Regions from separate parts of the Homo sapiens genome. Here region 2 is linked to region 1. Evidence: read pairs that join two places in POLR2A ChIA-PET (ENCODE). Cell type or tissue: A673. All regions are shown on one strand. Links, peaks and the distances in the headings refer to the core of each region. The heading gives the core; the rest is flanking DNA.

What was found. Peaks named below come from ENCODE experiments on the same cell type or tissue, not always from the same donor. Only the 100,000 strongest peaks of a DNase experiment are listed, where the experiment ranks them.
Region 2: POLR2A ChIA-PET joins it to region 1 with 16 read pairs; 2 of 35 experiments call an interaction of 5 or more read pairs at or near these places.

The regions. Positions count from the first base shown.
Region 1 is chr10:4,698,305-4,715,247 of GRCh38, forward strand. It overlaps LOC105376375 (a long non-coding RNA gene), which reads right to left. Exons shown (of 3, transcript XR_930599.2): 3 at 7,725-7,840. It overlaps LOC107984197 (a long non-coding RNA gene), which reads left to right and starts at 7,764. Exons shown (of 3, transcript XR_001747339.1): 1 at 7,764-7,872; 2 at 8,594-8,791. In A673, for the core only: CTCF peaks have their summits at 10,287 (motif pointing right) and 10,486; no DNase peak of the experiment used is centred there.
Region 2 is chr10:3,991,385-4,008,327 of GRCh38, forward strand. No RefSeq gene overlaps it. Among named protein-coding and RNA genes, the nearest start is that of MIR6078, 8.7 kb to the left of the region's middle. RefSeq lists enhancers at 1,146-1,646, 1,647-2,147. In A673, for the core only: no CTCF peak of the experiment used is centred there; no DNase peak of the experiment used is centred there; H3K27me3 peaks cover 434 bases.

The DNA.
Region 1 (16,943 bases), core at 2,907-10,906:
ACATGGCTTCTTCTCTGTGTGTGCACAGAGAGACAGTGCTGGGTTTTTTTTCCTCTTCTTGCATGGATACCAGTCCTATTGGACTAGAGCCTCACCTTTATAAACTAATGTAACTTTAATTATTTCCATAAAGTCCCTAACCTTCAATATAGTAGCAATGGAAATTACAGCCTGAGTATATGAATCTGAGGAAGATTCAAACCTTCAGTCCATGATAATAAGGAAGAACCAGAGAAATAAAAAAATAAAAAATGACAATCAGAAAATAATAAAAATGTTAGAATTAAATCTAACCAAATCAGTGATTACATTAAATTTAAATAATCTAAACACACCAAATCAAAAATAAAGATTGACAAATCGAATTAAAACAAACAAACAAAAAGACTTGACTGTATGGTGGTAAGGTATCTGCAAGAAACCCACTGTAAATATAGTGATATAGATAGGTCTCAGAAATAAATTGGCACCTTTAATGTCAATTCATTTTTGACAAAGGTGCCAAAAACACACAATGGGAAAAGGACAGTATCTTCAATAAACGTTGTTTGAAAAACTGAATATTCACATGCAGAACAATAAAACTAGATCCTTATCTCACACCATATACAAAAATCAACTGAAAATGGATTAAAGATTTTAACATCAAACCTGAAACTAAAACTACTAGAAAAAAACATATTGGAAAAGCTCCATGATATTGGTCTGGGTAGAGATTTTTGAATATGACTCCAAAAGCACAGGCAACAATAGCAAAAATAAACAGATAAAATTACATCAAACTAAAAACTTCTGTACAGTGAAGAAAACAGCAAACAGAATGAAGAGATGACTTATAGAATGAGAGAAAATATTTGCAAACTCTACATGTAACAAGGGTTTAATATCAAAAATATATAAGAAATCCAAACAACTCAAGAGTGGCCCAATTAAAATTGAGCAAAGAACCTGAATATACATTTCTTCAAAGAAGAAATACAAATGGCAAACAGATATATATAAAAAAAAGCTCAACATCACTGATTACTAAAGAAATGCAAAATAAAACCACAAGACATAAAACCTCATACCTGTTTGAATGGTTATTGTCAAAAATACAAAAGATGACAAGTGTTGGCAAAGATATGGAGAAAATGGAACCCTTGTACACTGTTGGTAAGACTGTAAATTAGTACAGCCATTATGGAAAACAGTATGGAGGTTCCAGAAAAAATTAAAAATAGAACTATTATATGATCTAGCAATCCCATTGCTGGGTTTGCATATCCAAAGGAGATGAAATCAATATCTCGAAAATATAGCTGCATTACCATGTCCATTGTGGCAATATTCAGAGTAGCTAAGATACAGAATCAACCTAAGGGTTCATCAACAATAGTTGGATAAAGAAAATGTGTGATATATACACAATGAATATTATTCAGCAGTAAAACAAAGGGAAGCCTTTCATTTTTGCAACATGGAAGAAACTGGAGAACATTATGTTGGATGAAATACTCTGTACTTAAAAGTCACTAAAAGAGTAGATTTTAAATGTTCTCATCATAAAAAATGTTAATTAGCTCAATTTAACCATTCTACCATGAATTCATAGCTCAAAACATCACGTTATAAAACATAAATATATACAACTTTCATTTGTCAATAAAAAAGTAATAAATTTTAAAAATAAATAAAATGAAACTAACAAAAATAAAATATTTAGGTGTTAAAATTATGTGTGGGATTGGTATATTCAGAACAACAAAACACTGATGACAGAATAAATGAAGACCTACCTAAATGGAGAGATATACTATAGATATGAATCTGATGACCTCATTTTAGAAAGTTAATTGGCCCTAAATGGATCTAGATTTAATGCAAATACATTTAATATGATACAAAAACAATTAAAATTCCATCAGGATGCTTTTTAGATATTAAAGAGCTGATCCTCAAATTTATATAAAAAGGGAAATGAAGTAAAGTAGTTAAACTTCTTTTAAAAAAGAAGAACAAATTTGGAGGAACCACTTCACCTGATTTGAAACTTACCATAAATCGACATTATCAAAGAGAGTACTTAAAAAATAGTGGACCTCCAAAAATCCTCTCCTCCAAAATAACAGTAAGATCACTGGCAAAGAAAAAAAAAATCATTGCAATCAGCCTTTTCAGAACTGTAGAAATAAACAAAAGACTTGCAGCATTCTCCAGAGTGTTTATTCCAGAAAAAGGCTGACTCTTCATAAAAGCTTTGTGACATTTAAACTTGCCCTATTCGCATCCTCCTCTCCCTAGTTTCTTGATACTCTTGACAACCAGAAGCATAAGCAGTATGGCAGTTTTAAAAATCAGAAGCCTGGCAGTCTCTGGAAGAGGAAGACCATCTTCGGATTACCCTGAAATTCCCTATTCCAGGAGAATTGAAACCATTTGTCCTGTCTAACAGCAACCAAGAAAAGCATCTTTGTCAGGCCTTATCTTTATTTGACCTCAGAGCTCAGTTAGTGAGAAATGCCCTGTGTTATTTGAAAAAAAAAAAAAAAAAAAAGCAAAAATAAGAATAGTGCCTGAGGTAGCAATGATAATTGAGGCAAATAAGAATCTGTCCAAAAGCCTAAAAAATATATATAGGGAATTAGTTGTACCTTAAGGACTTTGAAAAGCTCTACCTCACCCTTGGAAATCTAGATTGTGCCCCTGTACAGGGCTAAGTGTGTGCCAGGAAAGACCTCAGAACACCTCAACCTCTCACTTCTGGCCGTCCTTGAGACTCCATTCAAACAAGAAATGAAGAGTGAGGCAGATTTGTGAACTGCTGGAAAGTGAAGGCATAACCCAACACATGCACCGAACTTCTCAGTAGAGGGTGAGAGACTTACTGGTTCAAGGAATTTCAGGAAATTTGTGACCTGTCATTAGCTCATCAACAAACTGAGTGGAGGCCTTAGTGATTGCACATGGCAAAGAATAGAGACTATGGAATTCGTTCTGGGAAGTCACTAAACAAACAAAGAGCGACAACAGCAATAACAAAAGAGACAATAATAAACCACAGGGAGGAAGGGAAAATCCTGTTGATAGATTTGTTGAACAATATTTAAAATTCTAGTTTTCAACAAAAAATTATAAGACATTTAACAAAGGAAGGTACAGCTGATTTATAATACCCTCTATCCAAATCAGCAGAATGCATTCTTCTTAAGTACATGTAAACATTATCCAGGATAGACAATATGGTAAGCATAAATTATACATCGGTAAGTTTAAAAGGATCAAAACCATTCAAAGTTTATTCTACAATCAAAATGAAATACAATTAAAAATCAATAACAGAAATAAATCAGAAAAATTTATAAATTTGCAGTGTGCAGAGATTAACACATTCCTAAATAATTAATACATCAAAGAAGAAATCCCAAGGGAAGCTATGAAATATATTGAGATTCATGAAAACAAAAACACAATATACCACAGCATATGGAATGTAGTGAAAACAGTACTCAGTGGAATATATATTGCTGTTATGCCAATATTTTAAAAAGAAAAATAAAACATCAATAACAACGTTCCACCTTAAGAAACTAGAAAAGGAAGACTAAACTAAACCCAACCCATGCAAAATAAAGGAAATGAGAACCATTAAAGTGAAAATAAATAAAACAAGTAATAGCAATCAAATAGAGGTAACCAACAAAGCCAAAAACTTTTGAAGTCAACAAAATGTATTAACCTTTATCTAAATTGGCCAAAACTATCTTTATAAAGAATAAATTTGGAATACTGACATTTCTCAATTTCAAAACTTATTAAGAGACCACAGTAATGAAGACAGGCTGGGCATACAGAGCAATGTATTAGAATTAAAAGTCTAGAAATAACCCTTTGCATTTATGGTAAAGTGACTATTTTTACAAGGGTAACAGGACAAGTCGAGGGTAAAGAACAGCATTTTCAACAAATGATGTGAAAAAAATCCTTCAATTGTGAATGGGTAAACAAACTGGTTAATGTATACAATAGAATAGGTACAATTCAGCAACAAAAAGGAATAGACTACTAAGATATTCATCAACTTGGTTGGATTTCAAATGCATTATGTCAATGGAAAGAAGCCAGATCTAAAAGGCTACATGCTATATAACTCTATTCATATGTCATTCTGGAAAAGACAAAATTATAGGGACAAATGGGCATGTGGTTTGACTACAAATGTCAGTACTAGAAGATTGTATGGGGGTAAGGAACTCTTTTTTATCTTGATTATGGTGGTGATTACATGACTATGCATCAGGATTTATCAAATTAGACACAAAAGAAAAGTGAATTGTACTGTCCATAAATTTAAAATTGCATTAAAATAATATAAAATACTAAAAAATTGATCATTTAACTATGGTCATTCAGGAAAAAAAACCTGACTTTTAATGTGATAGAATTCTTGATTATTTTACATATAATTTGCCACAATTACCTTTTATATGATTTCTCAAAGAGAAAGGATGTATTCACGTTGAAAGATTCATTAAAGATAAATGATCATCTTAGAAAACAACTACTTTAAATCAGTATATGTCTGGAATAATGTGACCCCTTTATGTCTTCTATATATTCTATAATATTTTTATCTATGTACATATTCTGGTTTCCATTTTGGGGAATCTGAATCAATAGATGTGCAGAACAATATCCCATCCTAATTGATAGTTTGAATAAGTAACTAAGTCATGGATTTTGAAGCCACTTCAAGGGAAGTAACTTGTTTAATGGACCACTCTTAGTGATATCGAGAATCAACTCCATCTTCTGTTAATGGATTTCATATTAATATTTCATTTCTACAACAGCTTAAAATTATTGCCTTTGTTGCCCAAATGCCAATTAAGTGCTTCCTGCATTTAAATCAAGACCAAGCCCACCAAGAAGCTGACAACTGAAATTTCATGGGGCGGGAGAGGGATAGAGGGATAGAAGCAGAATAGATTTTCTTTTTTTTTTTTTTTTTTTTTGAGACAGAGTTTCACTCTCGTTGCCCAGGCTGGAGTAGAATGGTGCAATCTCAGCTCACTGCAACCTCCGCCACCTGGGTTCAAGTGATTCTCCTGCCTCAGCCTCCCGAAGAGCTGGGATTACAGGCACCCACCACCATGCCCAGCTAATTTTGTATTTTTAGTAGAGATGGGGTTTCTCCATGTTGGTCAGGCTAGTCTCGAACTCCTGACCTCAGGTGATCCACCCGAGACAGCCTCCCAAAGTGCTGGGATTACAGGTGTGAGCCACCGCTCCCAGCCAAATAGATTTTACTCATGGTATCATGAACACAGCCCACTTCTCACACAGCCAAGTCTCCTGGTTTATGTAATTGACTAAGTTTTAGAAGCAACAGAAGGATACTTTGTGAGCAAATCCCAAGTTGAGTTAAGGATAATGGTATTTATCTGTTTCTTAAATTTCTCTATATTGATCATAAATTGCTTCAGTAACTTTCCTAAATTTATATTTGTCAGGTGTCTTGTTTGCCTGAATTTGAGAAGTATTTACCCAACTGTTACAGACCCCAAAGGCCATGGTTTACGAAGCATGACTTACAACAAATTTACTTCCAGTTCAGCCTCAATTTCGAATTTTAATATACTATTTACGATTAGTATTAGATGTATCTTTAGTAAAATAAGGAGGATTTCAGATTTTAAAATTTTGAGATTAACAATTTAAAAAGGACAAAGGAGAAAAGTCACTGCTGAGTGTTTTTACAAATGCTCGTCTAAACAGTTCCTGTTATTTCCCTTGTCCATTTTGAATCATATCCTGTGATTCAAGTTCAGGCATAATAGTTTTGCACAGCTCTTATGCCATTGAGAATCGCCATGTAATGCTGTTTTTACAGCACTGCAAGCAGTCTGAAGTAACACAGACATCTGCATCTACAGCAAGTTGAGGAATACCTGTGAATGCTGCCAAGCCTCCTGTAGAATAGATTAAGGGTGTATACTTTCAAGAGGCAGTTAGAGCACAATTGGCAAGCATGAGGCAGTACACTGGGAGGAAGCTGAGATTATGCACAGTTGCACACAATGATTCATAAACAGTATGTGAGGCTCAGTTGGCATGGTCTTCTGGCTATAGCAAGCCATGCTCTTCAAAGCTTATCTGTGGTCAATCTCTGATATAGACTGACCAAACTATTTCCTGCAAATTTTGCCATGAACCACAGGGTGAAGATGAATAAGCAATAAAGAGCTTGGAAAGCTTACTCAGGTGTCTCCATAGAAATAGTCTAAAAGGATCTAGAAACTAAAGGAATATTGTTTTATCACTACCAATGATAAAACTGAGTATGTAAAAATGAAAGGTTTAAAAACCATTGAAACCATTAGGTAAATTTGATCACCAACTAAGAGGCTACAGTAATGAAGACAGAATAGATTTTTTTTTTTTTTTTTTTTTTGAGACGGAGTTTCACTCTTGTTGCCCAGGCTGGAGTACAATGGTGCAATCTCAGCTCACTGCAACCTCTGCCACCTGGGTTCAAGTGATTCTCCTGCCTCAGCCTCCGGAGTAGCTGGGATTACAGGCACAAATTTGGTGATTTGGTAATTATTATTCAGTTTTTAGATGTAAGAATAGTGTTGTGCTTCTATTTTGTAAGATTTCTAATCTGTATAAATGAGTAATGATTGTAGTTACTCTGATTTCTGGAATTTTCTTCAAAATAATCCATTAGATGGAGAAGAGGAGGAGGGGACGACAGATGGGCCTGAGTTGACATTGTCCAAGTTATGTCATAGACGCATGAAGGTCCATGATCCTTGATATTCTACTTCGTATAGCTTTAAAATTTCCCACAGTAATAAGTTAAATATGCTTTTAGAAAAAAACTTTATTACTTGTCTAAGGAATCTTTTGATTTTTTTGATTTATATGGGTCTTGACATGAGATTGGGAAAGCCGAGCTCACATTATTTATTGTTTTTGTTTTGTTTTTTGTCTTTTTATTTTATTTTTTAAATTATTTATTTATTTATTTATTTATTTATTTTGAGACGGAGTCTCGCTCTGTCACCCAGGCTGGAGTGCAGTGGTGCCATCTCGGCTCACTGCAGCTTCTGCCTCCCGGGTTCAAGCGATTCTTCTGCTTCAGTCTCCAAAACAGCTGGAACTAAAGGGGTGCACTGCCATGCTCGGCTAATTTTTTTGTATTTTTAGTAGAGATGGGGTTTCGCCATGTTGGCCACGCTGGCCTTGAACTCCTGACCTCAGGTGATCCGCTCGCCTTGGCCTCCCAAAATGCTGGGATTACAGGCGTGAGCCACCATGCCTGGCCACATTACTTATTGTTAAAGGGGCTTTTAGTTTTCTTTTTTATTGTTTTTTGTTTGTTTGTTTGTTGTTTTGATGGTAAGGCCAATTTAATTTGTTGAGGACACATGAACCCATAAAGGGGAACGGCACACACTGGGGCTTATTGGAGGGTGGAGGGTGGGAGGAGGGAAAGGATCAGGAAAAACAATGAATGAGTACTAGGCTTAATACTTAGGTGATGAAATAATCTGTACAACAAACCCCCATGGCACAAGTTTACCTGTGTAACAAACCTGCACGTGTACACCTGAACTTAAATGTTAAAACAATTTTTTTGAGTTTGTTTTTCTCAAAACTTTTGCCAATTCTCTTTCCTGTCCACATGTTTCTCCCTTGTCATCTGCTTCCTTTCCATCCTTCTCCTTACCCTTCTGTAATCTCATGTTCTATCCAACATGTTCGGTTGTTTTCAAGGGGACGGTCGGTCCAAGACCCAGCCTGTGGCACCACTGGACACAGAAGTCTTCCTCAGCTGCTCTGCATTGAACGATCACTGTGGGATAATGTCATCAAAATAGACAAAGGGTTAGTGAGCATGTAGAAGAAACGTTAAAAAGTAGAAAGCTATAAAGTTCCAGGAAGGGAAACATTAACATTCTCCTTAGACCTACTTAGAATCTCATTAAATAAGTCCAAATCACAGATTAAGGACACTGCTTTTGATAACCCATTTCCAAAGAGCTCAGCGATTTAAAATAAATTAGAACACTCATCTCTTCAATCTCCTTTATTGAAGGGCACATTCAAAGTTTCTTCATTGTTTTTTACAGTGCCATACAGAACAGAGCTTTCAGATGGTTTAGGAATTAAGGAGGAGGAAAACATCAGTGTTGGCCAGGGCTGGCCCAATCTGTAGTGTCCCTTGGAAACCTCTCCAGTAAACAAGGTTTGAGTTCAAACCCCATGTTAGCTATTTAGTGATGTGTAAACTTTGATCCATGGTTCAACATCTCTGAATACTGTTTTCTCAAAAGGAAATTAGAAAGAAAAGGAATATCTTATCTATAAATTGTCTTAAGAATTCAATTGAATAAGAAAATGTAAATAAAGTATCTACCATTCTAACTGAAATGTTAAATATTAATTCACTATTAGATATTCATTAACCACTATCATTATATGATTCCTAACTACATCCACATAGAACAGGATATAAAAAATGGGAAGGGATTAAATACTATACTTCTGGGATTCTGAAAAATAAGCTGGATATCGATTTACCCTCATTTCCTTTTTTTCTCTAAAGATGGTCTGGAGAATCTCACTTCCTACTTCTCAGGAAGCTAAATGGGAATTCCAGCATTCTGAGGTGAGGGTTTCCTCAACTAGCCCACCATGGAGAAGGTGATACAGGACTGAGTGGAAGAAAGGCCACTGACTCGGAATACTGGGAGACTTGTCAAGTCATCTAGCACGTCTGACTGTCAATCCATACATAAAACAGGTAGAGTAATGTCTTTTCTGAGTACTTGGAATTGCCAATGTAACAGTCAACTTGGTTATTAAATGAACTCAATTTGAAAAAATATATAAAACACTGTAGAGCCATGCAGCATGCAATTTTAACTTATATTATGGGCTGTTGCCTTCTGATATACTTAGTTCTCTAAAGAAAATAATACAAACGTGTACATCATACATAAGCAAACAAAAGCAAACTACTGACACTATCCTAGCTGATCCCAGAGGTGGGGGAGAAACCCTTCTGCTGGTGGTTGGAGCAGGAAGCAGGATTCACCTATTACCTTGTTCAAGGAAAGTGTTTATTGCCTTCTGAACAATGACAGTAATTAGTGACAAAATTCACCTTCTTCCTTGAGTTACAGCCTTTGCCCCTCTGACTGAAGAAAAAGCCCTGAAAGCAATTCCCAAATAGGGCTTGTACGACACATGAGGCAACTGGTAAGAAACACATGTTCTGACCCAAAGCTGACATGTATTACAATTTAAATAATGACATAATGCCTTTGACTTGAAAGAGTTGTGTCCTTGGAACTTAGAATCTATTTCTTAATGATCAAATGGGTGAATACTTATTACAGTAAGAGCCAAAAAGGGGTAGATTTTTCCTCAATAAAATATTGCTACATGGCTAAAAAATGTCATCCTTTTCTTGTTGATTGACAGAAATTAATGAATGGGATTTCCTCTTGCTTTAGAAAGACAGGAGCAATTAAAACGGCCACGTGCAAAAAAGTTTAGCCGCGTAAATGGCCTCAGTTTGTATTATGTTGATTTCACTGTCTTCTCATAATTGAGCAAGCACGTTAACAATGTTTACCAAATGCTTACTGTCTTCTAATAATTGAGCAAGCACGTTAACAATGTTTACAAAATGCAACTTTTAAAGAGCCCCCCTGAACATCAGCTCCTGAGTCCCTGCCTCTGTGGGCTCAGCCGTCTCATTTTTCCTCACTCTTGATCAGGACTGGGAGGACTTTCAGATTTTACTCCTGTGTCAGGTCTGGTCTTGATTGTCCCACTGTAGTCTCAAACCCCAATAGACTTGGAGACAAATGCCCAAGGTCACAGACAGGTTTCTCCAGCCACAATACCAAGAAATGGGCCTCCGACACACCTGCTTCCCTGCTGTGCCTTCACTTCACAGCAGGGTAGTATCCCACCCTGAGCACCAACCTGCTTAGAAATGGTTTTGGCACTATGCCTCAAATTTTACCTGTGTCAGAAGCCCTACTTGGAATTGTAAGGGAATTATATAGTATTTCCTGCTCTGTGCCCCTTGCCAAGGCAGGTAAAACAAAGGCAGGGTCACTGTGCTCCAGAGATTGATGGAAGAATCAAATAACATTTCCTGAAAAATAGATCAAGTTGACAGAGCCATCTGGACCGGGGAGTCAGGAAGGAAGTCATCTAGAGAAAGGTGTGCTCCCGGGAACCAGCAGCAGCCATCCACAGTGCAGGCTGTTACTGGGACGCTAGGGGGCGACTGTGATGGTGACGACATTCATGTCAAAGATGAGTGGTGGGAATTGGAAGAACACTGGGACCAGGACAAGGGGTCAGTTTGAGTCTTGTAGACACAACTGCAGAAACACTGCAAATGATTAGTCAACAACTAATGGGTTAAAGGTGATACTGAAAGAATGGATGCACCAAAAACTGGAAGGGAGATTAAGAACAGGACCACCTAATTTCAATAGAAGTTTCTGATTTTTCATAAAAATTACTGATTGTGCAGATATGTGCTGAAATAATAAAGGGTACATTTAAGAAATGTGATTGAGAACAGACTTTCATGAAGTGGCCAGATTTGATGAGGTATAAACAGGGAAGGTTAACCAGCAACACCCCCAATTCACTATGGCTACAGTTTGATGGTAATGGAGGGTCCACTGATTACAGTGAGGAGAGGTAGGATTTGAGGAAATGACAACACCTTCATTTCTGAGTATAATGCTCTTTCTCTGCAGGACATGGCAGGCCAAGTACAGTGTGCTATAGGACCTCAGATCCTGTAAGCAGTAGAATGTAGAGGGTCCATCTGTAACTCCAGGCAGAGGCTTGACTTCTGCAAAGTCTCCTTGCTATAGTTGAGTTTGTCCCCTGTCAAATTCCATGTTGAAATGTGATTCCCAATGTGAATGTGGTGGTGCTGGAGGTGGGGACTAGTGGGAGGTGTTTGGGTCGTGGGTTTGGATCGCTCATGAATGGCTTGGTGTCCTTCCTGCAATAGTGAGTTCTTGCTCTTTTGAGACTGGATTCCCGTGACAGTGGGTTGTTACAAAGTGAGCCTCCTTCACTTGTTCAGTCCTCTGTTTGAACGTGTCAGCTTCCCCTTGGCCTTCTCCAGGTTATGACACAGTGTGAAAGCCCTTGTCAGAAGCCAGGGCCATGCTCTTGAACTTCCCAGGCTACAAAACTGTGAGCTAAATGAACTTCTCTTATTTATAAATGGCTCACTATCAGGTGTTCCATTATAGCAACACTAAGTGGACTATGACACCCCCTAGCCTCCTGGTGGAGGGAAAGGCAGTCGGTGCCCCCACCATCCCTGGGACCCTCCTACCTGACACAGGCACCAGCTGCATGGATCACCAAACTTCCCTCACACTGCCTTGGGAAACTGAGGAAGCAAAGGAAAGTTCACCCATTCAATCAGTCTCTTATAATCTTATCGCGCATAGAAATCACTCTGCATATATTTATTGTGGTAATAAAAAAAAAAACCTAGTCCCCAAATGTTGAATGCAAATATGAATTTTGGTCTACTCTTGCTCACTGGAACTTAAAAGGTTGAAATATCCAAATTGAAATATCCAAAGAAAATAGATTATAAAAATAGACTGAGAAATCAGATCTAGCAGTTCACAATTTATCGACATAGACATGAGCACTGAAACTATGACAGCAGGGGGTAGACAAAGGAAATGATTTGACCAAAGGTGCATTTTAACTTAACAGCAAAGGATGTGGCACAATGCACTCAAGTTGAGGCCAAAACTCAAATTTTAGCATTATCCTCAAACTTTCTTTTACAATTTTCCTAGATTATTTGTGTTGCTTAGACATTTCTCTTTAATACTACATTATCTCTGAGTACAGTCTTTATTTGGGTAATAGATGATAGGACCAATTTTGAGTGAAGACTCAAAAAATATAAAATTCACATTAATGCAGTAAACCAAATTACCTCCAAGTAGATAGATAAGGAATACGATGATGATTTAAATATGGTTTACTGAAATGAAAAATCTTGTCATTTTATAAGCCTGTCAGCATACTGTCTAATGATAGGATAAAGCAAATATTATTTTCCATGGCATAGTTGAATAATTTGGAAAAAAGAGATGTGAGTTAAATATGACCAGAACATTTAACTCTGCTAGCTTGATTTGAGAGATGGAAATACCAGACTGTCAAATAGAAACCCCATCCTTCTGCTTTATCACTAACACAATCATCAGAACCTTAGAAAAATGTGCTTGGAATTATTGTTTGGGAGCATTCAGTTATAACACTTTCAAATCAAACAACTTTTATCAATATTGCTTAGCAGTAGTTATCATCGCTAATTTTACCAACAAAGTAACTGAGGCATAAAACGGCTTTCTGGAGGTCATAGAAGAAGTTGATGTCATAACTCACGAGACCATGTAAAAGCTACATGGGGAGAGAAGAACTTTAAAATAAATAGTTTAAAAGGCAGTTTTGCTTCTGTTAGAATCTGATCAGTCTTTTTCTGTAAAAAGCATTTCTAAACAATCAGATACTCATTTTTTAAAAACATGTTTATCAGTTTTGTTTTGAACCTCTTAGAAAAATATGAGAACATAACTAAATATAAGTTGAAATGTCCTCAGGTCAGTATTTCAATGGAACTGCTCTACACCAAGCTCTAAACTGGAGGTGGGGCTTTAAAAGAGTAAATAAGGTACAGATATGATTTCCGTGTTTGCATTTCTGTAAGTCTAGCAAGAGAAGTTAGACGAGTAAATAGATTGTCCCAAAACAGTATGGTAATTGAAGTTATGGCCCTGGTACCCACAATAGTTCATCAAGGATATGCAAGGAAGAGACTTTAATGGCAATAGGAACCCTCCCTAGAGGAAGTCAACTCCGAGCTACATTTTGGGACATGAATAAAAATCAGCCAGGCAAGGAAGGCATAGTTAATAGCATGAACAAAAAACAAAACAGAAAAGCAAGGAGCAGGCGTGTGGGCATGGGTATGGAAGGCCAGGCTATGCTATTAGAACATAAACTCTGAGGCTGGACAGCTTGGCCGAGGCCAGAAGCAGAATGAACTCTTGTGATTACCCTCTGAATACATCTATGCTGCTATTGATTCTGCACCTCGTTCATTATTGAGAGACAGTAAAAGGGAACTTGCTTTACAGATTTTTAATTCAAGATTTCCTTTCCTTTGGAGTTTTAAGTTTGGAAGCATATGCACCTCTGTACCAGGGGAAGAAAGAGAGAGTGCTGGTCAACCTGCCTATGAGTATTGCGTGTGTCTATAGAACAGCTTGCTGAGGAGGGGCTTTAAAGAGACTGATGCTCATGGGGATAAGAGGAACAGACATTACTTAGGCCCCTTCCTCTCTGCAGGCCTGGAAGCATTTAACACGTGGTCAGCCTCAGCAAGAACCAAGCATATTCTTACTGGGATTGCAGGGACGCAGTTGATAACATAAGCTCAGCCCTTGATCTGATTGAGAAATTGAAAAAAAATAAGAGCAAGGCTGATGAGAGACCAAAATATGACCCTTAATAAGGCTGCTAGTGGAGGATGTGACTTATCTTGGGTGAGTGGACTCCCTGGTATGGAAGTGCCTTCACACCCAATCGGAGCCAGGCTGGTCTGGGGTAGGCCTCCCCATGAGGCGGTGCTCCTGTAAAACTGGAAACTCTTATGTCCTGGACCCGCTTAGATAAATAGGTGCTTTTTGCAGGCCGGTAGTTCCACATAAAAAAACCAGGAAGAGAGCTGGCTGCATGAGGTCACTTTTTTCCTCTGCATTTATCCACAACAGCAATTTCTGCACCTCAGCAGGCCTTGGCCAGAAGGGATGGTCTCATGGACACTGGCCAGTGTGGTCACCCAGGCCCTGTGCTCAGGAAGTCCCCACACTTAGGGCATCAGGGTCTGCAGGTATTGTGTTGAATTTTGTGATAATTTCATGTTGGAACTTTTGTTTTGTAAGGGCAGTTCCATGGACACTGGAGCATGTCCTGGGCTCAGAGCCTCAGCTCACATGTGGTAACCACTCCTGCTACCTTCCTGCCTCCTGGAATGGGCTCTCAGGTGCCCATACACAAGCACCCTGATCCCCAAGGCCCACTCTCAAAGTGTCCCATCCCCCAGTGACTGATGCAATCTCCTGGCCATGGCATCTCTGGTGGGGCATGGCAATGTGAGTCCCTTCCCTGGATGGGGTTTGCTAGGGTGTGTTTTGGGATCAAGCATATAGGAATGATCCTCTAATCATCCTGAGCCCCAGCCCTCTTACGAATCTTTGAAGGGTGCTTGTCATTGTGGCTTGGGGTGATGCCCATAGGAATGGGGGGGCATGTGGCTCTACTCCCCTGGGCCCTTTGGCGATGTTGCCCATGAGCCCTTGCCCTCCACTGTGCCCTCACAAACCCCAGCCAAGAACACCTTAGGAAGACAAATTTAAGGCTCTCCTCCCATTTCCTCGCTTGCCACCCTGAAATCATTAAACTCGTTCTTTGCTGCAGTCCTTGCTGTCTCAGTGTTGGACTGTTACTGCATGCACACCTACTGGTTCTATGACAGAGCCAGAGATGATCATGAGATTCTGACTTCTCTGGAAATATGAAGAAATTCAGGAAATAGCAGTGAACTGTCTACCCGACCTGAACTTAAGGGTTAAGCCAATTTTTCTAGGCTATTGTTGATGTTTGGATTGCAGATAAAGTGAAATATATCCAGCAGATGCATATTGCTATTCAAGTGGGGAATCAAGAAGAGCTGATCAATCTTTAAGTTGTGACATGAACGGGCCCACTAGTGGGGAGCCACACGGGCTTTGGACTAGCCTCTGCTCTTCCTGTGTGAGCCATTTGGGAGGTATCTGCTGAGGTCCCCAGTGAGACTTGCATCTGCTGGGCCCAGCACCCTTGTTTTCCTCAGTCCCCACCCCAGCCTGTGCTGAGTGTTGGTGTCCTGTGCTCAGCGTTCTGCTCTTGCAGCCTGGCACATCTCAGTTAGGTGCCTCATCCTGTGGAAAAGGCTCCATCAGCTTAAGTGACCTCCCAAATTGGAAATTTCATTTGGCCAATACTGATGGGTGGCAGCCCAGGTCACAAGACTTAGAGCCTAATGCAGCAAGGCCCAGTCCAATCAGTTAACTGCCAAGGAGACCCATAGCTCTTGTCCCCAAAGCTTGCAGCCACATGTCCTGGCCAAGCCAAAACACCTCCCTCTCTTTCTTTTGTGTCTAGAATCTGATGTCTTCTTTATTTCTAAAAGCTCTTTGCCAGTGCACTCAGATTTTGTAGCATGGAATTGAAATTGCATAAATCAGGGAGACCTGAAACAGCACCAGCTCTTCTGAAGCACAGTGTAACACAGAGAGCAGAGCACAGCCCCTGGTGAGCATCCAGCTCCTGGGAGAAAGGAAAGGACTCTCACTTCTCTCCTCTTCTTTCCTGAAGGTGGAAGGGGCAGGGCGGGGAGATGAGGGTTGCAGTTGTGAAATGTTTTGCATCAACTCCCCAGCCATGGTGCCCAGGTACATGGTTAAATGACATTCTGCATTTGCCTGTGAAGGCGTTTTCACATGAGACTCACATTAAAGTTGGTGGACTTTGAGTAAAGCACATTGCCCTACCTAATGCTGTGGGCTTCATCCAACAGAAAGAAAGGCTGATCGTCCCCTGAGTGAACAAGAAGGAATTCTGCAAGCACACAGTCTTCAGACTCAAACTGCAACCTCAGTGCTTTCCTGGGTCTCCAGTCTACTGGCCCACCTTGTAGATTCTGAACTTCTCAGCCTCTATAGCCTCTATAGTCATATGAGCTAATTCCTTAAAATGTATAAACCTCTTTACACACACACACACGCACACATATATTACATATATACATACATATGTAATATATATGTAATATATATGTATATATATATGTATTACATATATAAGTATTTAAAAATGTGTAGGAGGTGGATATATGTAATATATAGTATATATATACACACATATATACACAATAAACACACATATATAGCATATCCTATAAGTTCTGCTTCTCTGACTAATATGAGAGGGCAGGGCTGTTAAGCTAATGCATCTCCCTGCACATTGAGAGAGAAGTTCCGTCTCCTTGCACTCCTGCTCCTCTAGGAGAAAGTGTCCACATCCAGGATTGTCAACTTCTTCAAAACCAAGCAAATCAGAAGAAAAAGCAACAAAAGACAAGCCAGAATAAACCCAAAAACTGATGAAAAAGCTCACTGTCTTACTTATCATCAAACAGTATTAATACATGGGAAAGAAACACATAGATTTCCCACAGTTTTTCTAATAAAAAGAATAAGATGATCATTCTGTAGTTTTTAACATGCCTAAACATGAGGTCTGTAATACTTTGGATGAAGGGAACTACTAATACCTTTCCACAGACCTCAAGTAGGGTGACTATAGCTCATTTGGTATCATCACTTAAAAATACATATGATTACTGAGCCAATAATATATTATAAAATATTATATTAAAATAAAATATTCTAAAAATATAAGATTAGTGGTCTGCGAAGGGCTCACCCTGCTTTCTTCAGTCCATTCCAGACCACCCTCATCTCCATCCAATCTCCATTTCCTCTGGCCTCACCCGTGCATCAAGCATCTAGCTGGCACCAATGAGCGCAGCCTCGACCCCCTAATTCAGCCATCCCATAATTAGCTTTGTGGTCTTTCCAAACCATGATTCTTGCCACACAGCTTCATGCAGCCCTGACCCCATGCTAGGAGTCTCCAGTGCCTTCAGGATGGAAACCCTAAATCTTTAGCAGATGTCCAAGTCCTGCCTTCTAGTCACTATCAGTTCCCAGTGGGACCCTCCACTCTCCTTTCTCACCATTTGCCACCTTGAATTTTATGCCCCAGCCACT
Region 2 (16,943 bases), core at 4,373-12,372, 710 kb before region 1:
AACCACTATAGAGCATTTATGGACTAAACTGGATTAATTTATCTTCTACTATAGGCGCCGCACACCATCCTCAGTAAAGCTTCAGTCAATCGCTGTAAGTGACCAGGAGCCCTGATGGGAGTCACGTTCAGGTTAAGATCAAACAGAACGGCAGTGAGTGGAAGCATCATGGGAGACGATAACATCTCAGAGGTGTTGGGAGGAGGAGAAGGTCAAGCCAGGCAGTGGTGGGCCACGTCAGCATGGCCAGGCACACAGCTTCCCTTCCTCAGAAAGACACTCAGAAATACTGGGGAAGGAGCCATCTTTTCCTTTTTTTGTAATTAGGCAAAAATAGCTACAGGGAGAAATAGCTCTCATCCAAGTCAATCTCCAAGTGACTCGTTGATGACACCTGTGATACATTCCATGAAGAATCCCTGATGGTCAGGTAGCACAGGCTGGAAGGTCTGCACCTCTTCAGGGAGGTGGAGGAGCTGGTTCCGTGAAGAGCTGACGTGCAGGTTGAGAACTGAAGGACAGGTAGGAATTAGCTCAGAAAAGCAACAGCAGAATCCAGTGTGTGCAGCACAGTTGAAAGGGAAGGTGCGTGACACACGAAGGGAGTTAAAACAAAAAGATGAAAAACCAGGCCAAGGTGGTCGAACCAGGAAAAAAAAAAGAAGAAATTGCCACGTGCAGAGGCTTGACAGGGTGGAGCGAGTCCGGGGGACTCTGTGTGGACCTAGAGTGTGTGTGCATCTGGCTGCTCAGGCAGGGGATAGGAGGCAAAGGCCAGGAGTCAGAAACAAAGACAAGACAAAAAAACAACAGCTATGAAGCAAAACAGAACAAAAGTGGGACTTCTCTGTCATCAAATTTCTGTCAATTTTGATATCATCCCAGTGACCATCGGTCTCTGAGCCTCTGCTTCCTTCTTACTTGACATCCCAGTAAGATGGCTGGTGGGAAAATTCACTCATTAACTCAGTTAAAGTGAAGGACAGATATCTGTGTTTTAAAATTCCTCCACATTGGCTGGCTGGCTCTTTCTCCAGACCTTTCTGTCCCCTCCTCCCCACTCCCCTCCTCTCCTCGTCACTCCTCTCCTCCTCTCCTTTTCCCTTCCCTCCACCTTCTCCCCTCCCCTCCCCTTCCCTCATCTTCTCTCACCTCCCTTTCAAAGCTGCCCCAACTGCAAATGAATAAATCAACAACCAGCCCACCACACTCCCACACAGAACTCCTCCATCCCTCCTCCTTGTTCCACAGAGACCTGTCTCTCAGCCTGCACCCCAGGGGGACTCTTCCTTGCCTTAAGAACCTGGTGAGAAAATTCATCACTCAATACTTTACCAAAGGAAACCGAGGAAGGCTTTAGCAGGCAGGTGCAGAGGCAGCCTGGGAAACACAGGTCAGAGCCAAGGGTGGCCTGAGGTCTCTGCAGTCGGCAGGAAGGTGCAGGACGGTCACTGGCTGCCACCGGAACGCAGGCGGCCAGCAAAGGCCTCACAGGCACGGCAACACCTCTGACCCTGTTTTCTCTGCCCGGGAGTCTGTTTTTTCATCTTTTGTTTATGTGCCTGCAGCCTTTGTGTGCTTGTAGCCTCGGCAGTGTGATCAGGTTGACCTTAGAAAGAAAAATGAAAACATTCCTGGAATAAGCCGGCCAGTTACGAGGCCAACTTTCTAGCAGGGCTAAAAGTGTGCCCCAGGGCCTCTCTACCCAACCGCAGACGGCTAGTTGGATGCGTGTTCTGAGAGTCGTGGTCCTGATGGATGAGTACATCAGGTTTCTTTCTCCTGTGGGATGAGTGTTCCCAGGTCCAGGCAGTGCGGACGCATCAGACGCTGTGCGGCATTTTTACCGGAGCAGAGCGCAGGTGGCCTGCACTATGCGTTTGCTGGGGAAGGCCTGGAATCCCAGGCCAGTGTCTCAGCCACTCCCTTCATTGCCAGGAGTTGTTCTAAGCAAATCACGACTTCTATGTTTACGCCACTGAGGGAGCAGTAGAAGACAGAATGCTCGAACACGGTTCCACTTTGGAACCCGCCTCCCCTGCCATGTCGGGGATGTATTGGAAATTCATCACACAATGAAAGAACAGCGATGTGACTGCAGTGCGACACCTGCCTCTCAGGACACGGCAGACGGCGAGGTCAGCCCTGCCCAAGCTGTTTGGAATTCATTCCGCTCTGAGCTTCCTCAACTTTCACCCTGTTCTCACCTCCAGCGAAGCTGCCATTAGCTTTCCTTCTTCCCAAGCATGTTCTGTCCCTTTCTCTGGGGTTGGGAAGTAATCAGGTATTTTGGGCTTGTAAAATCTCCTGCTGGGTTGTCAGCATAGGAGCCAGAAAAATAAAAGAACATGCCGAGCAATGTGAAGAAAAAGACAAGATTTAATTACCCCTTCTGCTTGCTTATTTCAGAAGGTATTGGAAGCTAGTACCTCTGTGCATAATACGAAGCCAATTTAGTATCGTAACGTCTGCTTAAGCAAATTACAATAAGTGAAGAATATATGGCAATCAGGAATAAAATGTTCCTGGGGGCTGTCTTTGATGGACGTTTTAGAAGAATGCCACTAAAACCAAAATATATCTGAAGCCTGGTTGGCAGGCATCACGAATAATGTGGTTTGCTGGTCAGGTAAGTTCATAAATCTCCATAACCAAGATGCTCTATCCTTCCCCTTAAATTATCCCACCATAGCTATAAATCAGTAGCAACTATTGACCTGAATCAGGGAAGCACAGTTTGCAGAACCTACTTCGTTGCCAATCAAGGATGGCTGAGTCACCTTCCACACAGGGCAACAGCTTTGGGGAGCTCTTGTCTTGGACAGATCCCCATTCCTTTGGAGATGCTGTTGGTCCAGACCAGAGAAAAGTGGGTGTTTATGTAGTGTTGAAGAACACAGTAATAATTACCCTTTATTTCCTCCACACCAAGAATTCAAAAATATCTTAAATCATTTTCACTCGACATCCTCCCTGCCCCTGAACACAAAACAAAACTCTTCTAACAAAACGTAGCACTGTTTCAATGGCTAGTGTTATGGTTTGCTTCTGTGGCCCCACCCAAATTTTGTCTCAAATTGTAATCTCCACGTGTTAAAGGAGGTACCTGTAATCCTTACCTGTAGAAGGAAGGAGGTGATTGGCGGTTCCCCCATGCAGTTCTCATGATAGTGAGTGAGTTCTCATGAGATCCCTGATGGTTTTAGAAGTGTTGCAGAGTTCTTCCTTTACACACACTCTCTCTCACCATGTAAGATGCAACTGCTTCCCCTTCCACCATAATTATAAGTTTCCTGAGGCCTCTCCAGTCACGCAGAACTGCAAGTCAATTAAACATCTTTCCTTTACAAATGACCCAGTCTCGGGTATTTCTTTATAGCAGTGTGAAAACGGACTAATGCACTAGCATGAGAATAAGGACCGAGGCATATCCATTACACCGTCTAAAGGTAAAGTTTCCCCCAGAACTGTGTTCAGAACATTGCTTTTTTTGTTTCCTTTATTCCTGGTTGTTTTCTCTTTGGTCTCTAGACCCTGTAATATTTCACTGTGACTTCTATCAGTGCATTTGCAATGAAATTTTATTACAACCAAAGCATAATGTCTCCCGCCATTTGCTTCAGGAGAATTCGATTAATCATTTATTCTAAAACTGAAACTGAACATGAAACAGTGAGGATGTAGGGAAGGGATTTAGAATGAGAAGTGGCCATCGTTAAGGCCTGTGGCAGAATTGCTTCATGAAGTACACAGAATGTTTTTATTTGTATTTTTTTTTTTGTTACTTTAAGTTCTGGGATACATGTGCAGAAAGTGCAGGTTTGTTACATAGGTAAACATGTGCCATGGTGGTTTGCTTCACCTATCAACCCATCATCTAGGTTTTAAGCCCCACATGCATTAGGTATTTGTCCTAATGCTCTCCCTCCCTTTACCCCCCAGCCCCTGACAGGTCCCGGTGTATGATGTTCCCCTCCCTGTGTCCATGTGTTCTCATTGTTCAACTCCCACTTATGAGTAATAACATGCGGTATTTGGTTTTCTGTTCCTGTATTAGTTTGCTGAGGAGGATGGTTTCCAGCTTTATCCATGTCCCTGCAAAGGAAGTGAACTCATCACAGAATGTTTCTTAAAGAGCAGACTTAGAAATCAGAGAATTAGAGGAATTTAGGAGTGGGAAGGAAAAGGAATTCTCCCTAGGTACCAAATGAGAAGGGCAGAGCACGCTGGACCTGGAGCCATATTTCCCACAGTGCTAAATCCTGGATTGGGCAAAAGCAGTGGAGGAGACCTCAGGCAGAAGGTTGAAGAATGACTTAATTATAGTAAGCGGTCAGCTATAATTTGGGGACAGAACAAATGAAAACAGGTTGAAGACAGAGCCTGAAGGTTTCAGGTTAGAGATGTGTTTCAAGGCAATGTGTGGGTCGTTAGGGAGGTTGTAGAATCACATCTGACTCAATCTCTATTGGCTTCCCCCGTTTTCTGAACTGCTGTAGCACTTTCTATATGTATTGCTCTTTTTAATCATATATTCAATTTTGTCTGGCACTTAAATATTTTCGGTATGTGTTTCTCCTACTGTCATATAAAATTGGCTTGTGGCCTGGAAGAGTTATGTAATTTTTTGGACAGAGCTCAGTACCCAGTCATCCATTCCATCCTTGCTAAACCTCTGCGAAGTAAGCAGAACAGGTATTTTTATTTCCAATTTTTGGATAAAAATATATATACTGAATTGAGCCAAGTGGCCAGTAAAGAGAGAGGAGGACTTGACCAGGTCCTGGTTGCCCTAAAAAAATGCTGCATCTTCTAGTCCATGCTGCTGATCTCTTGACAAGCTTGGAGTAAATGCTTGCTGGGAATAGAATGGATCAATGCAAAAAAATTCCTACATAATACAGATTTGATGAGTGAAGACAAATTAGTTTTTTTGCTAACCCTATCGGTCTTTTAATATTTCATTTGAGATCTGAGATTTAAATATGTAATTTTTAAAATCATGCCTATTTTCTTGAGGACATCTGCCAACATTTCCTCAATTTGTAGCTCCCTTTAAAGTTCTGAAGATGGTAATTAAATATATATAATACAGAGAATAAAAATAAGAACCTAATCTGGCCCTATGAAATTAGAACTGGAAATGTTTTGTCGAGTTGATATAGCTGCCAATGAGTTATTGCTCCCTGTGGAATTTTTTAAAATTCTTTTTTAAAAATTTTAAAGTGCAATTTTAAATACCTTAGTAAATTTGCTTGTACCTCTTCCCCAGAGAGATTATAATTTAATGTAACGGCATCCACTCTCGTGACATTCTTGGGCAAAGAATATGAACGTTCTTTTTAAATATAATTGCTGTACTTTTAGGTATGAACTTTAATTCACACATTTCTTTCCCTCTAGGTTTTTTTTTTTTTATTTCAGATCCACTGCACAGTCATTTCTTCAATAACATGTACTTTTGTCATTGTCACTTTCTATTTCTTTTCTCTTAATCACTTTCGATCTTCCTTTCTTGATTCTCATCTCTGTTGTCTACCTGCTGTTGGCATCTAGACACTTCATACTGAATTCAGATTTTTCTGGCAGGTTATTCTGAGAGCTTTGCTATTTCCATAGAAACCCAACTTCAAACCAAACGTGGCTCCCAATTTTTTAATTGTTATATCCTATGAAAATCTGTTCTAATTATATTTTCATTGGCGTTCCAATTAACAACAAATATACCTGGATCAACCACATTATTCCAAGGTGAAACTACATGTTGCTGATGGCAGAGAAAAGATAAAATAAAAGGCTCCAGTTATAAGGAAAAAAGAAGACATATGCAGAAATAATTTCTGAATTTCAAATGGTGTATTTTTTTTTTTTTTTTGAGACAGAGTCTCCCTTTTTTGCCCAGGCAGCAGTGCAGTGGTGCGATCTTGGCTCACAGCAACTTCCACCTCCCAGATTCAAGCAATTCTTCTACCTCAGCCTCCTGAGCAGCTGGGACAACGGGCATGCGTCACTACGCCCGGCTAATTTTTGTATTTTTTGTAGAGACAGGTTCTTGCCATGTTGACCAGGCTGGTCTCGAACTCCTGACCTCAAGCCATCTGCCCACCTGGACCTCCCAAAGTGCTGGGATTACAAACGTGAGCCACCGCACCCAGCCAAATGGTGTAATCTTTTAAGCAATATTACATACAAGCCAGTGTCAGTGTAATAGTAGAATTATGATGTGTAGTCCAGGGAAATGGGGCTTAACCTGACTTCAATGCTATTTCATTATTATTTCTAGGCATAATTTGAAGACAATGAAGTTTGTCACCCTGTGGTTTGATTCCATTTTCACAGGCTTTCTTTTTCCATCTCATTCTGCAAACTCCTTCATATGTCCTTTGTTCTCACCCTGAAACCTGCTTTTGACAGGATATCTGTGAAGAGGACCCAGCTAATGAAACCTCTCTAATTTGTGTGCGGTCAGTGATAGTGTGCTGTCTCATTCTTCTCAGGGTCGTGAAACAGCAACATGCTTGGAGGCTTATTATAGGAAGAGTACAAATGAAAACAGATTAAAAATGTAGAAGGAAATATTTAGGTTATAGACAAAGTGCACTTCAAGGCAACAAATTTGGGTAATAATATGGATATTACCCTAGTGGATATTTAAAGCTGAAGCTGCAGATCTCACCGAAGCATCCCTCAGACATGGTGGTCATGGTGTCTATTCTCAGTGGCCATTAATTTACATTACATAGCCATCTGCCTGAAGATTTTCTGTGATATCATCTTCTAGAAGTTTTACAAGTTTTCCTTTTACATTTATGTCTATTATCCATTTTGAGTTAATTTTTGTGAATGGTGTAAGGCAGTGGTGCCCAATCTTTTGGCTTTCCTGGGCCACATTGAAAGAAGAAGAATTGCCTTGGGCCACACATAAAATACACTAACACTAAAGATAACTGATGAGCTAAAAAAAAAAACCCTCTTAATTTTTTTTTTTTTTTTTTGAGACAGAGTCTCGCTCTGTTGCCCCAGCTGGAGTTCAGTGGCATGATCTCAGCTCACTGCAACCTCCGCCTCCTGGGTTCAAGGGATTCTCCTGCCTCAGCCTCCTGAGTAGCTGGGATTACAGGCGCCCACCACCATGCCCAGCTAATTTTTGCATTTTTAGTAGAGACAGGGTTTCACCATGTTGGTCAGGCTGGTCTGGAACTCCTTACCTTGTGATCCACCCGCCTCAGCCTCCCAAAGTGCTGAGATTACAGGCGTGAGCCACCGTGCCCTGCTATAAAAATCTCTTAATGTTTTAAGAAAGTTTATGAATTCATGTTGGGCCACATTCAAAGCTGTCCTGGGCTGCATGGGGCCTGCAGGCCATGGGCTGATAGAGCTTGATGTAAGGTTGGTGTCTTGATTTGTTTTTTGAATGTGGATGTCCAGGTGTTCTGGTGTCATTTGTTGAAAAGGCCAAACTTTCTCCATTAAATTGCATTTGTTCCTTTGTGAAGGTTCAGTTGTGTGGGTGTATTTCAGGGCTCTCTCTTCTGTTCCATTAATCTAGTTGTCTGTTCTTTTTACCAATACCACACTGTCTTGATCACTGTAGTTTACAGTAAGCCTTTAACTCAGTACAGTAAGTCTTTAAGTCCTAAATATTGTTCTTCTTCAATACTGTGTTGGATATTCTGGGACTCTTGCTTTTCAATATAAACTTTAGAATCAGTTTGTTGATAGCCACAAAACAACTTGCTTGGATTTTGATAGGAATTGCATTAAATCTATCAATTAATATGGGAGGAACTGATGTCTTAACAATATTGAATATTTCTATTCATTAATATGGGATACCTTTTCCTTTATTTCACTCCTCTTTGACTACCTTCATGACAATTTATAGTTTTCTTCATTTAGATCTTATAAATATTTTGTTAGATTTATACTGAAGTATTTTTTTTTCTGGTGTTGGTAAATAGTAGCGTGGCTTTAATTTCCAATTCTAACTTTTCAGTGTTGGTATACAGAAAACAATTGATTTGATTTTTGTGTGTGTATATATATATATATATATATATATATATATATATATATATATATATATATTTCACCACTATGCCAGGCTAATTTTTGTATTTTTAGTAGAGATGGGGTTTCACCATGTTGGCTAGGCTGGTCTCAAACTCCTGACCTCAGGTGATCCACCCGCCTCAGCCTCCCAAAGTGCTGTGATTACAGGCATAAGCTACTGTGCCTAGACTGATTTTAGTATATTAATCTTGCATTCTGAAACCTTGCTGTAATCATTTATTAGTTCCACGAGGCTATTCTTATTGTTTTTGCTTTTCATTCTTTGAGATTTTTTATTGAGAAAATTGTTTCCTCTGTGAGCAAAACTATTTTATTTCTTTTTTCCAAACCTGAATATATTTTAATTCATTTTCTTGTCTTATTGCATTAGCTAGGATTTCCAGTATGATGTTAAAAAGGAGTAGTGAGCAGGGTCATTCTCGCCTTGTTCTTATCTTAGTAGGAAAGTGTTTAGTTTTATTACAAGGTTTTTAGCAGATAAAATTAATTAAGATTTATTATAAGCATTCAACTGTGCTAAGTGTTCTGGGTAATATACATTTTAGTCCTATTCTTAAACCATTTACACTTTGGCAAAAAAAATAAATAAATAAAATAGAGAATATAGCAACACATGCAATGATGTATTCTCCCTGCCCCTGCTGATACTCTTTGCTAAAACCCTATCATACTCTGATGGCAGTGATCAAAAACCCTTTGCTTTGCTCAAGCTGCCTGCTCCTCATGCCCTGTAATCCGTGAGTCTCATCACCTCAATACTTCTAAGATTTTTAACTCAATTCCTTTATCAAGTGTATCCCTAATGTTGCTGGCTTTTCTCATCTCTATTTCAGATTTCTTTTTTTTTTCTGTATCCTAATTCTCTTACTACTCACTTTCTTTTCTCTCATCTTAGAGGAAATCATCCTCCTCTTTTCTACCTATATTTTCTTTATGAAGTGTACTTCATCCTCAGAATCTTTATCCACCTATTATTCCCTTTCGTACTTTCTTTTTTCCCCATTATATCATTCCTCCCCTGTAAAAAATGAAAAAATCTTTTCCTGACTTTAGTTTTTATATCGTTCAATATAACAAGCTTTCTTCAATGTCCACCTCCACAATACATTTGGCTATTATTTTCTCACTGCAGCCACTTCTTTTATTCATAATTTGTCTCTTGATAACTAATTTTTTATCCTGTGACTCTATGAAAATCACTTATCAAATTGCACCTTCTCTTCCCCAAAGCAAGCCAGTCTCATTGTCTTTGAACTTCTGTAAATTTGACATTACTAGACATACTTTGATTCCAACATTCTTCTGGATACCTTTCCTTTTTAAGGTTTTTACTAAAATACATTTTTATGGTTCTCCTTGGCTTTTATTGCTTCCTATGGCTTTCTTTTTCCTTATTCTTAATATAGGGTTTTGCAAAATTCTGGCTTTCAGCTGCTCTTTGCTCTCCATCTCAACCTTCTTCCTTGACCTCGGGATGTCTTTCAGGCAGAAGACTTTAGTCATCTTCCCTCTGTAGACGGTTTTTTTGTTTTTTTTTTTTTGTATTTTTAGTAGAGACAGAGTTTCACCATGTTGGCCAGGCTGGTCTCGAATGCCTTACCTCAGGTGATTCGCCCTCCTCAGCCTCCCAAAGTGCTGAGATTAGAGGCGTGAGCCAGCACGACCAGCCCACAGTACCTTTGACAATTTTTAAATGCACGTTCCCAGCTCTGGGCTCTTGGACCTCAAGGTGTGCATTTCATGATCTGTTTGAGATCCACACAGTGTGACTGCTTGTACCGTAAGACTCACCACAGCCATAGCCACATTTTTCCTTCAGGGTCTCCTCCTCATCCCCCGCCCCCAATTTTCTTGCTCCTTCTAATAGTTCCTCCATTCCCTAGAATACAGGCTTAAGACTTTTATTCACCTTCGAATTCGTTCTTCCCAGTGACTTGCTGCCATGGTGAAATACTTCAGAACCTCTAATATCCCTGCAGCCTTCACATTAAAGGTAGTTTGTCTCTGATCTTTAAAACACCACAATACTAGTATTGCACTCCATATGACTTTTTCAGTAGTTTTGAAATAGAGATCTCCATTGTTATGTTACAAACTACTCTAAAATACGCACAGATTCTTAATCCTTTTTTATAACTTCAGTGTTCATTACCGAAAGCGTATGGCAGGTAATCGAAAAATATTCGCTAAATTAAATGGAATTAAATGGCCTTTGATTTCCTTTTCTTAATCATTTCCTTTTGTAACTAGAATCTCATATTAAAAGAAGAGAGCAAAATTTTTGCATTTTATCTGATTTTATATTCTCTCAAGTCTTAATTAAGGAAGCAAAATATCTTGTAATCAATTAGGAAATTAACAAAAGCTGGCAACTTGCCACTATATTTGGCAGTTTGAACTATAAGACAAAAAATTAAAAAAAAGGAAAAAGAAACAGCTCTACTATTATTAAAGCCTAAATAATGTGTTAGGGACTTAATTTAATCATGTATGTATTGTAGTGTTGCTCTGGTTGAAAAGGAAGTTTTACTCGACATTTCCTCTTTTAGTCTCCCTTGACTTTCGGCATAGATGTCTTTGGAGCTGAGCATTTTCATGCTTGTTTTCAGTGCAGTCCAATCATTGCTGAAGTAATTAGGTATAAAAAGTATTACTTCCTATTTCTTTGTGTTGGGAATAATGGATATGCTAATTACCCTGATCTGGTCTGTATGTATGATATACATTGAAAGAGCACTGTGGACCCCAATAACGTGGACAATGATTATGTGTCAATTAAAAACATTTTGAAAGTAATGTGTTTTTAAAATTATGGCATTAATATTTTTGCTCTGTGTTATCGTTGGATAAAACAACAAGATTTACAAATGTCTGTGATGGCCTAGTGTCTCGTCCAAACATTCTGGAAGACACGTTGCCCAGGGTGCTGGCTCTGCCTGGGCAGCCTGAGGACTTGTCACAGTGTCTCTGTGGGGTCAGCAGCTCAGACCCGGCCATGCATTCCTGTCCAACAGCCAAGAAAAGCTACCCAGAACCACAGATGGCCAATGCTGGCTTCCAGGGTGCCAGCCCACTGCTGAGAGAGGAGCCCTTGGGAACAAAGTTTTATAAAAATGAGCTACCTGTGAGGAGGCCCTCCATGGCTCCCACATCCAAGTTCCAAACTGGTAGCTCTCAAGCCAGGCTCAGATGTGGGTTTTGGTCTCAAATTGTTGGCTCCAAGAGCACTTTTCATATCATCGTCCCAAGCAGAATTTTATTATATTTCATCTTATATTTACTTATTTATATAGTCATCTTTATTTTAGGGAAATTAGAAGCCAAGTTCCTGGTTGAGATGGAGGATTAGTAGGATGGAGTTTTGAATGAGGGAATGGAAAAGCCTCTTTGAAGTGCGGTGGAGAAGCGGAGGCCATCCATGGGTGCTGGGAGCCAGCTGTGCTCGCAGTGCTGGGAGTTCAGCTGAGCGGAGAAGAAATTGACTGTGGGGAAGTTAGTGTGGTCTGGGCCACATGAATCTTCCTATAAGAACAAGCAAAACGGAACAGTCATTGGATTTGCCTAGGTCCGGGGCTTCTGTGTAGACGTAAATTTATACGACATTCACAGGGAGGTATTTCCTTTCTTCCTATTTTCCCATCCCACTAGTAGAAGTTATATAACCCACGGTACAGTGCTACTGGTGGGTCTGCAGAGAAACGTCATCTCTGTGTCCTGGTAACATTTTAAAAAAGAAGAGAGTATAAATGTAAAACCTTTCATTGTGCCCCCTATGTAAAGCCATGTAACCATGATTGTTATTTTTTTATATAACTTTGAGCGTAAAGCCATTTAATTTCTTGGGTTTTATGACATGAACAAAGCAGTACTCAAAATTCCCAGGCAGAATTTCAAACATAAGCTACATACCAACATTTAAAAAACCATGAAATTTCACATAAAACTATGGATTTCTGGCTTCTTTTGAGAAACTTTTGTATCTGGCACACACACTGGGGGGCTGCGTGTGGAGAGGGTTTAACCCCTCCTCACTGGACTGTCACTCACAGCCATCCTCATCACTGAGCTGAGAACAAGCTCTCCCCCCTTCATTGCACACACCGTCCACCTAAACCCATTGTCTGCATGTTCCTGTTGGCACCAAGGGTTGTGACGCCTGGTTTATGTCCTAGAAATCACCTGGGGGTTACCATGATATCTCAAGTAAAGTCTCAGTAATCAGAAGGATGGGTTTATTTTTAGGATGAGAAAAAACAATTAAATGGGGTAAACCAACTGCAGCTCATTTGGAAGAGACACCACTTATATGTCTGACTCAAAATGCAACAAATAGTTCTTACGCACAGCACATATTTACCACCAGATTTTCTCAGTTTGATATTCTTTATCTTCGAAAATATTGCAAACAGACAGTATGTCATCCCTGGGGAATAAAGATGAATCAGGTAGGGTTTCTGACTTGACTTTCATCAGATTCACTAACGACGATTTTGCATTGGAACCCTTGCTCCTGCATGGACTGTGGGAGGTCTGTTAGATTTTAGGAAAATTCTCCTCATTTCTTTGTGCATCATTTATTTTTTCCTCACCTGCAAAGCAGGAGCACATGTCTTACCAAGTGGTAGTAAGGATTGAAGATCATGTATATGTGAAGAGTCACACAGAGTCAGTGCCAAAGAAAAAACTGGTCATTTCTGCCCCTCCTGAATATTATTGTTGAGATAATTCCTGGAAAGCAGGTAATGGATCTTTATGGGAGGGGGCACTGATACATTTAGATCACCTCAAATTATTTTGAAATCTAAACACAGTGAGTAAAAGAGCACTGGTGTACAAACATATGAATTTAAAAAATACATAGATAAAGACGGTTTCACGGGGGACTGGGTTTAGGAAGATTACGGTAAAAGCAAATCAAGTGACCACAGACTTGAGCCACGGGGTGGGGGCCTGAGTGTCCTGGGGCCTCCTGGATGTGAGCTGCATCCTCTTCCCAGAATCTGGGGCAGGAATGTGTCCTCGGAAAGACTGTTGAATGAGAAGGCTGAAGGGTAGCTGGGAGTGGGGGCCAGAGAACACATGGAAATGAAGATCTCAGTGAAAAGTGTCTTTCTTCACATTTACTTTTTAAGGCTGACCTTGATTATCTTCCAGAGATATTGGCTAAAACCTTGTGATGGAGAAATATGGAATTCTTCTTACACTGGTTGCTGTACTCTTACAAACATCCTCCAAGGTAACCCTTTTGTATTTCAGCTCCCTCTTATTCCAGTTTATAGAACTGGACAGTGATAGATGGGATGGCAGAGTGACTGCGAAGGTCTCTAATCCTACAAGCGTCTCGATTTCCAAAGGGACAGGCTGCGCCTGATGGCGTGTCACGTTCCCACGCCTCTGCTCCTCCAAACGGTGCCGAGGTGCACGTCAATAACTCAATTACAAAATCTTTGGTCCTTGCTCTCTGTGAGGTCCAAAGTTTAGGAAAAACACATGTACTTTTGATATGTTTTACAAAGTTAGTTCTTTGAAAGTTGATTATGGGTAATAGGACTTAATGAGATGCCTCCTTTGGGGACCTGCATAAATAAGATCAAAGGCTCTGAGTCTGGACCGTGGTGCCCCTCCCGCAGCTGACCTAGGAGCACCAAATTCAACCTCCCAGGGCCTGCCTTAACCTCTTTGGAAGTCATTGAATCACCAGATGTGATATCATGAGTCTGGGCCCTGGGCCCACGTCCCTCACATGCAGCAGTGTCCGGAGAAAGGGCATGGGCTTTAGGGACAGCCCGGCCTGCGTTCACGTTTTGGATCTGCGACTGTGGATGGCTTTGGTTATTTTACCTCTTTTGTGAAATGTTTAACTTTCCTTCTAAAAAGTGAACTCCTTCAAGGAAGGGGCCCAGTTTTTGTATCTTTAAAGCTTTAGCTAATACAATAAACGGATGAGTTCCTGAATGATGGAGGAGTGAGCTGGGTATGGGGAGGCCAACCCTGATCGTTCCCGGCAGCCCACTGTGCAGCTGGTCACTGTGGGGATGCAGGACTCACATGCAGTCTCATTCACCTTTGCACAGACATCTTAATGCTGGCAACACCACATCTTTTACAAATCAGATTTGGTTTTAGACGGAATCAAGAACTTGCCAATAAAGGAGGTAAAGGAGGTGAAATTCAAGCCTGTGAATGTCTTGGGGGCTGGAGTTTTAGAAATGGCTGATCACGCCCAACACATAGTGACCCCTATGCTTTTCAATAATCAAAGATGAGAGAGCCTGAAAAGATCCCCAGGTTCTTGGAGGAAAATAAAAATGCTCCAAGAACGACCTAGACTGGAGCCTACAGATTAAGGTAAATTGGGGCACCTGGCCCAGTCCAAGTTGGTGAAATGAAGAAGAGAGAAGACAGATGCTGATAGCCAGATAACCGTACTGTGAATCCGCCCCCCTCAAAATAACATCAGCTTTCAATGCCTCGTCCACAGGGAGAAAGTATAGCTTTTCCTTTAGCTTGGTTTGTTATATCTGCTTTTATCTTGTCCTGTAGCAGGAATAGCATTTGTGGCTTTGCAGTAATATATTTACAATAAATGGCTCATGCCATTTTCAAATGTCTCAGCATCACAATGACATTTGGCCACCTGAAAATGACATTTATTGCTTTGTTGAGTCCAAAGTCGTGAGCCTCATCCTGATCTATTCTATGGACTTTCCGTCTTCATGAAGACTTCTGCTTTTTCTCCTCTATTGGAAATGTTTATTTTACTTCCCAGCAATAGGCAGGGAAGATCTCACTCGCAGGCTTATTTTAAGTTGCTTATTACTGTGTGTTCTGAAAGTTGTTTCCTTCCTCTTCCATGGGGCCGGCACCCACGCAGCAACATTTTACGGTTTATAGCAAGCGAGGGCACATGTACATTTTGGAACCAAACCTTTTGGAGTAAGTTTGTTTTGCTCTTGAGGCAAATTTCAAGCCGAATTTTTGTTTTCTTTTTTTTTTTTTTTTTTGGGACGGAGTCTTGCTCTGTCACCAGGCTGGAGTGCAATGGCATAATCTCTGCTCACTGAAACCTCTGCCTCCTGGGTTCAAGCGATTCTCCTGCCTCAGACTCCTGAAGAGGTGGGATTACAGGCGTGCATCACCACACCCAGCTAATTTTTGTATTTTTAGTAGAGATGGGGTTTCACCATGTTGGCCAGGATGGTCTCCATCTCTTAACCTCATGATCCGCCCGCCTTGGCCTCTCAAAGTGTTGAGATTACAGGCATGAGGCACCACGCCTGGCCTCAAGCTGAATTTTTAAAATGGCATGTATGTGAAAGCTACTTATTCATGTTGACAGTGAACACATTGCTGAAGAAAGACATTCATCTGGTACCTTGTATCATCAACACCACAACGCAAATGGTCATTTGGTCATAAAAGAAAAATTTCAAAAGTGAATCTTAAAGCACCACCTCCTGGATACAACCTTATCAGTGTAATTCCACTGTAAAACACACTTATCTCAAATGCACGACATCAAGTAATTGTTACTCAAACTGATGCAACTATGACCTGTAATGACGTGTGGTACACTGATGATGAGACTGTTGTCATTGGCATCAAAATCACGAAAATTTGTCTAAAACATTCTGAGTTGATAGATCGCTTGCTTTACCTCATCACAGAAGTATTTGTTCACGTCATTAATAATTGCTTACTAATAAGCTGAACTTCTCCCTGCTTGGGATGGGAGGTCTGCTTGGCAGAGCCGGACGCCTGAGCATGTGTCTGATTTTCCTTAAGTGATCTATGTGGTGAAGAGGGCTGTGGGGGACCATTGCAGACCCCACTGCACTAAGCCTGCTAGGTGATTTTTACCCAACAGTTCTCCTGGAGACCTGCTTAATATGTCCTTAAAGCCATTTAGTTCAGTGCCTGGGGGAGGAAAGTGGTCTTTATTCCCCAGCTCATACTTTGGGTACCTTATCCTCTCATTTTAGATTCACCCTCATCTTCACCAGCACACCCGCCCCTCACTTTGCCCTTTAGCTTCCCCAAGTTCGTGTACAGTGAAGCTGCTCCCTCCATCTTCTCAGAATCTGGACCTAGGGATTCCCGTAGTAGGTTTCTAGGAAAGGAAGACCAGGGCGCAGCACTGACAACCGGGATGGTTTTGCACGTCACCTGAGACCGTGAGAAATCATCAAGAGTCCTGCGGAGCCACCCTCAGTTGGTAGCTCATGGGCTATGAGTCTGGAAATTAAGGGAAAAAATGTTAGGACAAAAATAACAAAGCATAAGATCCTGGTGAAAATATTGAGCTTCCCAGAGGTTAAAAGCGTAGTCATTGCCACTGTGGTGAGAGAGTTATAAGGAGTGATGCTGATCGAAGTGGCCAATATTGGCGTTAATTCCCAAGTGGCTGATTCAGTTACTAGTGAAGAATCAGTTTATTCAGGTGGCCCTGTGACTTGAGGTTGGATAAGGGGCTTTTGTGTGGGGTGAGAAGCAGCAGCTAAAGCCCCTGCTGAGCACTCCATGTCTGCCACCTTATTTAATCCTGAAAACAATCCAACTTACAGATAGGCAAATGGAGAATGGCATCATTTGCCCAGCATAGCCCAAAAACTATGTAGGAGAGCCAGGCATGAAACCCAGGCATGACTTTAGAATGTGCTTCTTTCTCTTAACTATGCTGCTTCACCTGGAGTGGCGGCTGAGAAGGTTTGAGCATGGTCGCTATTAGCTAAAGAGACAGACGCTCTGGAAAGGAGCACACGATGTCATGTAATTATAAAACTAATAGGACTTGCCAGTGTTACTCATTCAATTCCCATGGCTTTTTGAAATGCATGCTTTTGCTATTCCCTATTTTATAGGTGTGAAAA